Regions from separate parts of the Homo sapiens genome. Here all the other regions are linked to region 2. Evidence: chromatin loops called from intact Hi-C (ENCODE). Cell type or tissue: ascending aorta. All regions are shown on one strand.

Region 1 (2,500 bases), 140 kb after region 2:
TGTGTCTGGGTCCAAATTTCCTTCTTCTTATGAAGACACCCTAATCCATTATGACCTCATCTTAATTTGATTACATCTGCAAAAGACACTGTTTCCAAATAAGATCACATTTACAGCTACTGGGCCTTAGGAGATGAACATAGCCTTTCAAGGGACGCAACTCTACCCACGACATCACCCAACCAGGGTCCCTGGCTGAGCTGCAAGAGGCTTGGAGCCAAGAACTGCGTCCTGTCCCTGAGCTGGCTGGGCTTAGCAAAAATTGAAACCACCCTAGTGAAAGAGGTCGGTCAAGGATCCTGCTGCTCAGCTGGCTTGTATTAGTCTCAGTCTGAGACGGTGGCGGCAAAGATGGTCTAGGCCCCAGCAAGTGAGGCAGCAAGAGGCCAATGCCAGCAAAGGTCAGGGCTCCCTCTTTAAGTATAAATAGAACCTTCTTCCCAGCCACCCCCTCCCATAGCCACACAATATCTCTTTCAAAGATCTCAAAACACTGAAGCAGACCGTACCAAATTGACTTTATTGTTTTAAAACCAGCCCCTTCTGTCTGCCACCACCCGCCACCCCTTCCCGAAGGGGAAGAAAAAAATCATAATAGATGTCTCTCCAGCGTGCACCTCTGTTCTCCTCTCTCTAATGGCAGCTTGGGACCCTGAGGCAGTGACGCTTAGTAATGTATCCTAATAGTCAGTGTTTGTCTGACAAATACCTAGTGACCACAAGCCTAATCAGGGCCGCCATGAATTAATGGTCAGTGTAGTGATGGGTGCTGAATGATCATAAAAATAGCTAATACTGGGCCGGGCTTGGTGGCTGATACCTGTAACTTTGGGAAACGGAGGCAGGAGGACTCCTTGAGACTAGAAGTTCGAGACCAGCCTGAGCAACATGGCAAAACCCCGTCTCTGAAAAAAAAAAAGAAAAAGGGGGCCATGTGTGGTGGCGTGCACCTGTGGTCTTAGCTACTTGGGAGGCTGAGGTGGGAGAATCACTTGAGCCTGGGCAGTCGAGGCTGCAGTGAGCTGTGATTGTGCCACTGCACTCCAGCCTGGGTGACAGAGTAAGACCCTATTTCAAAAGAAAGAAAAAACAATGCTCACGCTGAATGAGGGCTTCTGGGGACCACGGACCAGGCTGAGCACTTGGCCAGTATTCACTCCCTTGGTCACCACTTCAGTGTTTGCAGCAAGTTGTTGCCATTTGACAGATGAGAAAACTGAGACTCCAAGGGAGGAAGCGAGAAAGCTGGGAGGTGGCGTAACCGGGATCAGGGCCGGGACTAGCATGAAGTAAGAGAGGCACTGGCTCCATGTGCAAAATGTAACAGAGTGCCAGGAAATTCAATCATGGATAACTATTTTAAGGCACTATTTAAAATAGCCAAAGTTCGCGCAAAAACTCCCTGATGAACAAAGTATCAAATTTTGAAATAAAGACAGACTCCTGCTGTTTGTTTAGTGACCCAGCAATATTGTGGAACAGGAATGGTCGTTTCCAATCAGCCCAGGGTTCTGGTGCACACGGGCATTATGGTCCTGCCGTGGCAGGGCTAGGAGGGTAAGCAGACAGATTTGGCAATACAGGGACTGTTATAAAGTCATGCTTCTTGATAATAGTGTTTTTAACTTCTTCCACTTGCTTCGTAATATTGGAGGATATTTTGGGAAATGCATATAAGAGCATGTATTTTTCCTTTTGCCTCAGGCTTCAGTACAGCTTGGTTCAGTGCCAATCAGGACACTTCTCCAGGCAGCCGGAATCCAAAGTTCTTGCTTTATTTATTTCCTTCCTTCCAGTAGGTTCTACAGTTTTGCACACACCACCTATGTCACCTGCATAACCAAGTACAGGGGTTCAGAATGTGGCCACTGAACTCAGATCGCCTAAATTCAAATCCCAGTTCTGCCAGTTATCAACTATGTGACAGGCAAGGGGCTTTGTTTTTCTGGACCTCTGTTTCCACATTGGTAAGATACAAATGATGGGTGTATTAGTTTGTTTTCACACTGCTATAAATAACTGACCGAGACTGGGTAATGTATAAAGGAAAGAGTTTTTATTGACTCATAGTTTAACATGGCTGGGGAGGCTTCAGGAAACTTACAATGATGGTGGAAGGTAAAGGGGAAGCAAAGCACCTTCTTCATAAGGTGGCAGGAAGGAGAAGTGCCAAGAGAAGCAAGGAGGAGCCCTTTATAAAACCATCAGATCTCATGAGAACTCGCTCACTATCATGAGAACAGTATGGGGGAAACCACCCCCATGGCTCAATTACCTCCTCCAAGTCTCTCCCTTGACACCTGGGGATTATGGGGATTGAGGATTATAATTCAAGATGAGATTTGGGTGGGGACACAAAGCCTAACCATATCAGTGGGAATTCCCCTACTCATCAGCAGGTTGTTGTAGTGATTAAATGAGTCAAAACTCATGCAACACTGAGAATAGACATGGCGCAAAAGAAGCACTCCGTGTTCATTGGCATTATTACGTGTTGCAT
Region 2 (2,500 bases):
GAGAATTCGCTGGAGACAATGCTTCGTTTTCACTGTTTGAAGATCGTAACTGGCCTAATGGTGTTTGACTAACACCCTTTTCTAGTCGGAGGAGGATAAACACCCCCTCCGTCAGGTGGTAAATACTTGAAGTGACAGTAACTGAGGCTGCAGACCCACTTGTGTTATTGTAAATGAATCAGAGGGGCAAGACCTTGTTCTTTACGGCGTGTGATTTAAAATCAGTTTTAAGGTACCTGCCAGGTGTATTTAGAGGAAAAGGCATGAAGGAAGCCACAGGCTTATACATTCATTTTTAGTGCATATTTCTTTTTGTTCATTTTCATCCTATTGAGTTCCTTTGTCATTTCTCTGACTTGCAAATTATACCCTTCTGTTTAATAGTAATGATGAAAATAGCTGCTGTTTATTGAGAACTGGTATACCAGGCCTGCAGTCAGCTCTTCACGTGTATTTTTAAAGTGGATTCTTGCCGCAACCCCTTGAGTATTATTATCATTATTTCAACTTTGTTAACAAGGAAACTGAGTCGCAGGTCAAATGACCGACACAGGGCCAGACTGAGTGAAAATGAAATCTACGCTTTTGCTTCTCTGCAAAGTATGCCTTATCCATGTGCAATACAAGCTTTGGCTCAAAACATTTCTGCTATCATTTCCTTTGGAGGAAGATGCTGAATTTGGATGGTTTTAAATGCACAGAACACAGTTATTTTCTGAACCTGCCCTGACGTTTTTTGCCACTGTCGTTTGAAATGGGGAAACAAAATCATATTAAATATTCAGGAACACAAATACAAACCTCTGTGAGCCATGACCCTTAACCGGTTGGGTATGGTTCTGTAAAGGAAAATGACGGTTTATTTAAGGGCTAATTTGATTTATTCCTTCGATACTAACACTACGCATTTCAGGTCCTAAAAAGAGTCAATAAATTTACCGGCAGTGGAGAGGCCCTAAAACATTACGGTAGGCGCAGCCCAAGTCAAGTTTACCGGAAGGTGCTGGATCGCTATGGGTGGGTGTTGTTTCGGGTTAGATTTTAAACATTTGGAGAGCAAAGAATAATTTGGAACAGGTGGTGCCGAGAGTCAGGTAGCTGGAATGATTTATCTTTGCCTCTTTGAACGTTAAGGGAGGCCACTGGTTGCCTGAATCTGGAACCAGCAGGCTGCGGGTCAGTGGGGGCTGAGAGACTCGTCTTTGGGACAAACTTTGGCAGGATCCAGGGGCTTCGTCAGCGCTGTCATCGCCTTTGGATGATAGTAGTCAGAACACAGTTGTGCCTGCTCGTGCATTTTTGAAAAGTCTGCCTCTGCCTTCAGATATATGCAGAAATCTAAAACAGGAACTTAGACGCGCCGCAATGCCAATTTAAACATCTTTAAAAATGAACAAAGTATGTAATAGAGGTTAGAAACTCTTTTGTCATTTGGTATCAATAGTGTTGTGTCAGTAACATGAAAATGTGTGTAATTTCAATGGCATTGCACTTTCTTCTTCTTTTTTCCTTTTGAGTATCTAGTAAAGTTACATTTTTTAAAAGTCTGTGTTCCCAGATGTAATAGATACGAACGTATCTACTTGCAGTCATTCAGAGGAGAATTGTCAACTCTCTGCTAATGTAACTAAAGGAAAAATGATAAAATCAACATATTTTTCCCCAAAGAATGAGGAACTGGAGGGTTTGACTACTGTATATGGCAACTTACTTTTGTCTCGCGTCAGCTAAATCTGTCAGTTCCCCTTTCTTTTCTATTCATCTCCCAAGAATGGCCTTTCATAACTGAAATACACGTGTATTAGCCAAAAGACATTTTAATTTTGTAAAGAAAAATCATGCCAGAGACAGCCGGGTCTGTTTCAACCATTATTGTTTCTGCAGCATGCATACTTTGGGTTTCATGGTAAGATGTGGGTTTGTCAAGAAAGAAAATTACAGCAAGAAGCTATGCTGAAAACATATACACTTCTGTTTAAGAAATGAGAAAAACACAGAAAAATTCCACACAGTAATTGCTTTTACGTGAGTTTTAAATGTCATTGTTTGACTTATGTCAAAAAGCCCCCTTAGCCAGTTCTCTCATACTCCGTTACCAAATATCTCACCTTAAAAACAGCAAATGTTGGACTTCATTTTGATGATCTTTGAGGCTTTCAGAGATATCCTTAGTCCTAGTGGAAACATTCCAAATTTTTAGATTGTGCAGGCCATTTTTTTAAGGTTACTTAGATATCGATTTTATTTTCTTGACCCAAAATGAGAAAACACGGGGAATTCTCAAAAGCTTTTTACAGGCTGCTATTACGAGAAGAGAAGCCAAACCAACATGTATTAGGTCATGCGCTTGAAGTGCATAAATAAGCCCTATGAAGGTCACCAAACAGGGTGAAAACCACTAGTTCTCGTTACCTTGGCCACCTCTAAATTCCTGCCTGTTAGACGTGTTTGGTTGAAGTGGACACAGAAAGCGGGTTTCCGAGCCCGTGGTTGAAAGATC
Region 3 (2,500 bases), 47 kb after region 2:
GACCTCAGGATCTGGGTCCCTTTCCCAGTGGGGGTTAGAGTCTCAGTGGCCTTGGTTGTCCTCCTCCAGTGCCTGTTTATATTTGAACTTCTTCCTCCTCTGGACCTCACCCATTGGATCCCTGCAGGATTGCTGGACCCTCTGCCAAGACTGGCCATCAGCGGGAGGGCTGCTTCCCTCCCTACTTCTAAGCTCAAAGCCCTAGGAGGTCTTGCCCGTGGAGACGAGGTACATGGCTTTGTGTTTTATTGCCATTTATTGTTCTTGTTATTTTAACATTTATGGAGCACGTTTTAGCTGTGAACTCATTTCTTGAGCATCACTGCGGTCAAAATCTCCCCAGGGTGCAGGGCCAAGGGTTACTTTGATTCTTTTTTTGGCTGTTGCCCTATTTACTTTATTAAAAATATCATTGTGCGAGGGGCTCCCTTTGTTCTAAGAACTTTTCTGGACATGACCCTGGGTCCACCCTAAGCCCCTGATTACCATCATTTGAACATGAGCCTGGGTATGAGTAAGGCCATATAGGCCAGCGGTCAGCAAACATTTTCTGTAAAGGACCATGTCATAAATATTTTTGGCTTTGGGGGCCTCTGCTGTAACTACTCAACTCTGCTCTTATCACATAAAAGCCGCCATAGACAGTATATAACTGAATAAAACTTTATATACAAAACCAGACAGCAGCCAGAATTTGGCCCATGGGCCATAGTTTACTGACTGCCCCCTCCCCACCCACCCAACGTAGATGATGGGGCTTTGTTCTACGAACTCCCTTTTAGTTCTTCCATAGATCTAAAGAGTCAGTTCTTCTTACTGCAGTTTTGGCCTGTTTCTACTTCTTTGTTTGATCCCCTAGAGCGTGAGTTGGCAAACTGAGGCCAACAGCTCAAACCTGGCCAGTTGCCTGTTTTGTAAATAAAGTTTTATTGGAAAGCAGCCACACCCATTCATTCTGTGTTATCTATGGCTGCTTTCCCACTACAACAGCAGAGCTGAGAAGTGGCGTCAGAGACCTCTTGGCCCCCAAAGCCTAAAATATTTCCCATCTAGCTCTTCACAGAAAAGCTTGCTGACCTCTACTCTAAAGAGTTGAGGAATGGCTGGCTGAGAAGCAGACTTTTTTTTGCATGTACATGAAGAGCATTACTAACCCTCCCAAACTCATCTTAGAACTTTTCTCCCAGGTTCTCTTGTCTAGTCTTTCAAATATTTTAGATGTTATTCTCTGGAATCTAAGTTTTTTTTTTTTTCCAAAGTTCCAGACCACTGTTTTTAAACAACTTTGGACTGTGATCCTCATAAAGGACATATTTTATATGTCACCCCTGTAATGACATACAATAAACTGCATACACACAGATGTCCCCACCACACACACAAACCACACAAAACACATACAGAAATGAAAGTTTTAAGAAACAATGCTTGCCTTACTATATGTGATAAGCTCTCGTATTTTCTATGAACACCAGTCAGGATCAGCTTGATGATGCTGTGGTAACAAGTAACCCCAAATCTGAGTGCCTTAAATCAACAGACATTTATTTATTGCTCCTGCTCCACGTTTGCCCTGGATCACTGGGGATCCTGAAGGAGCAGAACATCACACACTGATCTCCAAGTGTCTGACAAGAGTGGTACTCACCATTTCTTTGAATATTTCTTTGGTCAAAGCAGCTCACATGACCATAACTTTCAATAGAGTGAAGAAGTGCAGCCCTACTGTGGACCCAGAAGGTGAATCTGAGATATTTGGTCAACAGCATTAAGATAACTACCATATGGCTGGGCATGGTGTCTCCTGCCTATAATCCCAGCACTTTTAGAGGCCAAGGTGGGAGGATCTCTTAAAGCTAGGAGTTCCAGACCAGCTTAGGCAACATAGTGAGACCTCATGTCTACAAAAAGTTTTAAAACTAGCCTTGCATGGTGGTGCATGCCTGTAGTCCCAGCCACTCAGGAGGCTGATGTGGGAGGATCGCTTGAGCCCAGGAGGTCAAGGCCATGGTGAGCTATGATCTGCACTCCAGCCTGGGCAGCAGAGTGAGACCTTGTCTCAAAAAAAAAAAAAAGAAAAAGAAAAAAGAAAACAAAAGAAAAAAATTACTACCATATTAGTCTATCCCAGGAGTTGGCAAACTTTTTCTGGAAAGGGCCAAATGCTAACTATTTTTGGCTTTGCGGGCCATACCATCTCTGTCACAACTATTCAGTGCAGCAGTTGTCACGTAAAAACAGTCAGAGACAACATGTAAACAAATGGGCTTATCTGTGTTCCAGTAAAACATTATTTATAAAAGCAGGCGGTGGGCTGGGTTTGGCTCATAGGCTGTGGGTTGCCAACCCTGGTCTACTCTATTTCTTTTTTGAAAAACACTGGTCACAGCTCACTAAACTGATTTTATTAACCCATCTATGGGTGAGACTCTATAGTTTGAAAACCCCAAGTGACGATAAGCTGCATAAGATGAGGGACTAATATTTCTTATCAGCTGTA

Evidence for each region. A loop is a pair of places that touch in the nucleus more often than their neighbours do. Peaks named below come from ENCODE experiments on the same cell type or tissue, not always from the same donor. Only the 100,000 strongest peaks of a DNase experiment are listed, where the experiment ranks them.
Region 1: it touches region 2 in a loop (2.1-fold over the local background); 2 of 110 quality-filtered maps call a loop at or near these places.
Region 3: it touches region 2 in a loop (2.4-fold over the local background); 4 of 110 quality-filtered maps call a loop at or near these places.

The regions. Positions count from the first base shown.
Region 1 is chr20:47,034,936-47,037,435 of GRCh38, forward strand. All of the region lies in intron 5 of EYA2 (EYA transcriptional coactivator and phosphatase 2), which reads left to right. Among named protein-coding and RNA genes, the nearest start is that of MIR3616, 130 kb to the right of the region's middle. RefSeq lists an enhancer at 247-746. In ascending aorta, no CTCF peak of the experiment used is centred here; DNase peaks (open chromatin) are centred at 1,256 and 1,480; H3K27ac peaks cover 1,950 bases.
Region 2 is chr20:46,898,587-46,901,086 of GRCh38, forward strand. The region is part of intron 1 of EYA2 (EYA transcriptional coactivator and phosphatase 2); the gene reads left to right. EYA2-AS1 (EYA2 antisense RNA 1) reads right to left here. Exons shown (of 2, transcript NR_183876.1): 2 at 1,802-2,500. Among named protein-coding and RNA genes, the nearest start is that of EYA2-AS1, 1.9 kb to the right of the region's middle. RefSeq lists an enhancer at 1,986-2,500. In ascending aorta, no CTCF peak of the experiment used is centred here; a DNase peak (open chromatin) is centred at 1,237.
Region 3 is chr20:46,946,049-46,948,548 of GRCh38, forward strand. The region is part of intron 1 of EYA2 (EYA transcriptional coactivator and phosphatase 2); the gene reads left to right. Among named protein-coding and RNA genes, the nearest start is that of EYA2-AS1, 46 kb to the left of the region's middle. In ascending aorta, no CTCF peak of the experiment used is centred here; a DNase peak (open chromatin) is centred at 958; H3K27ac peaks cover 2,014 bases.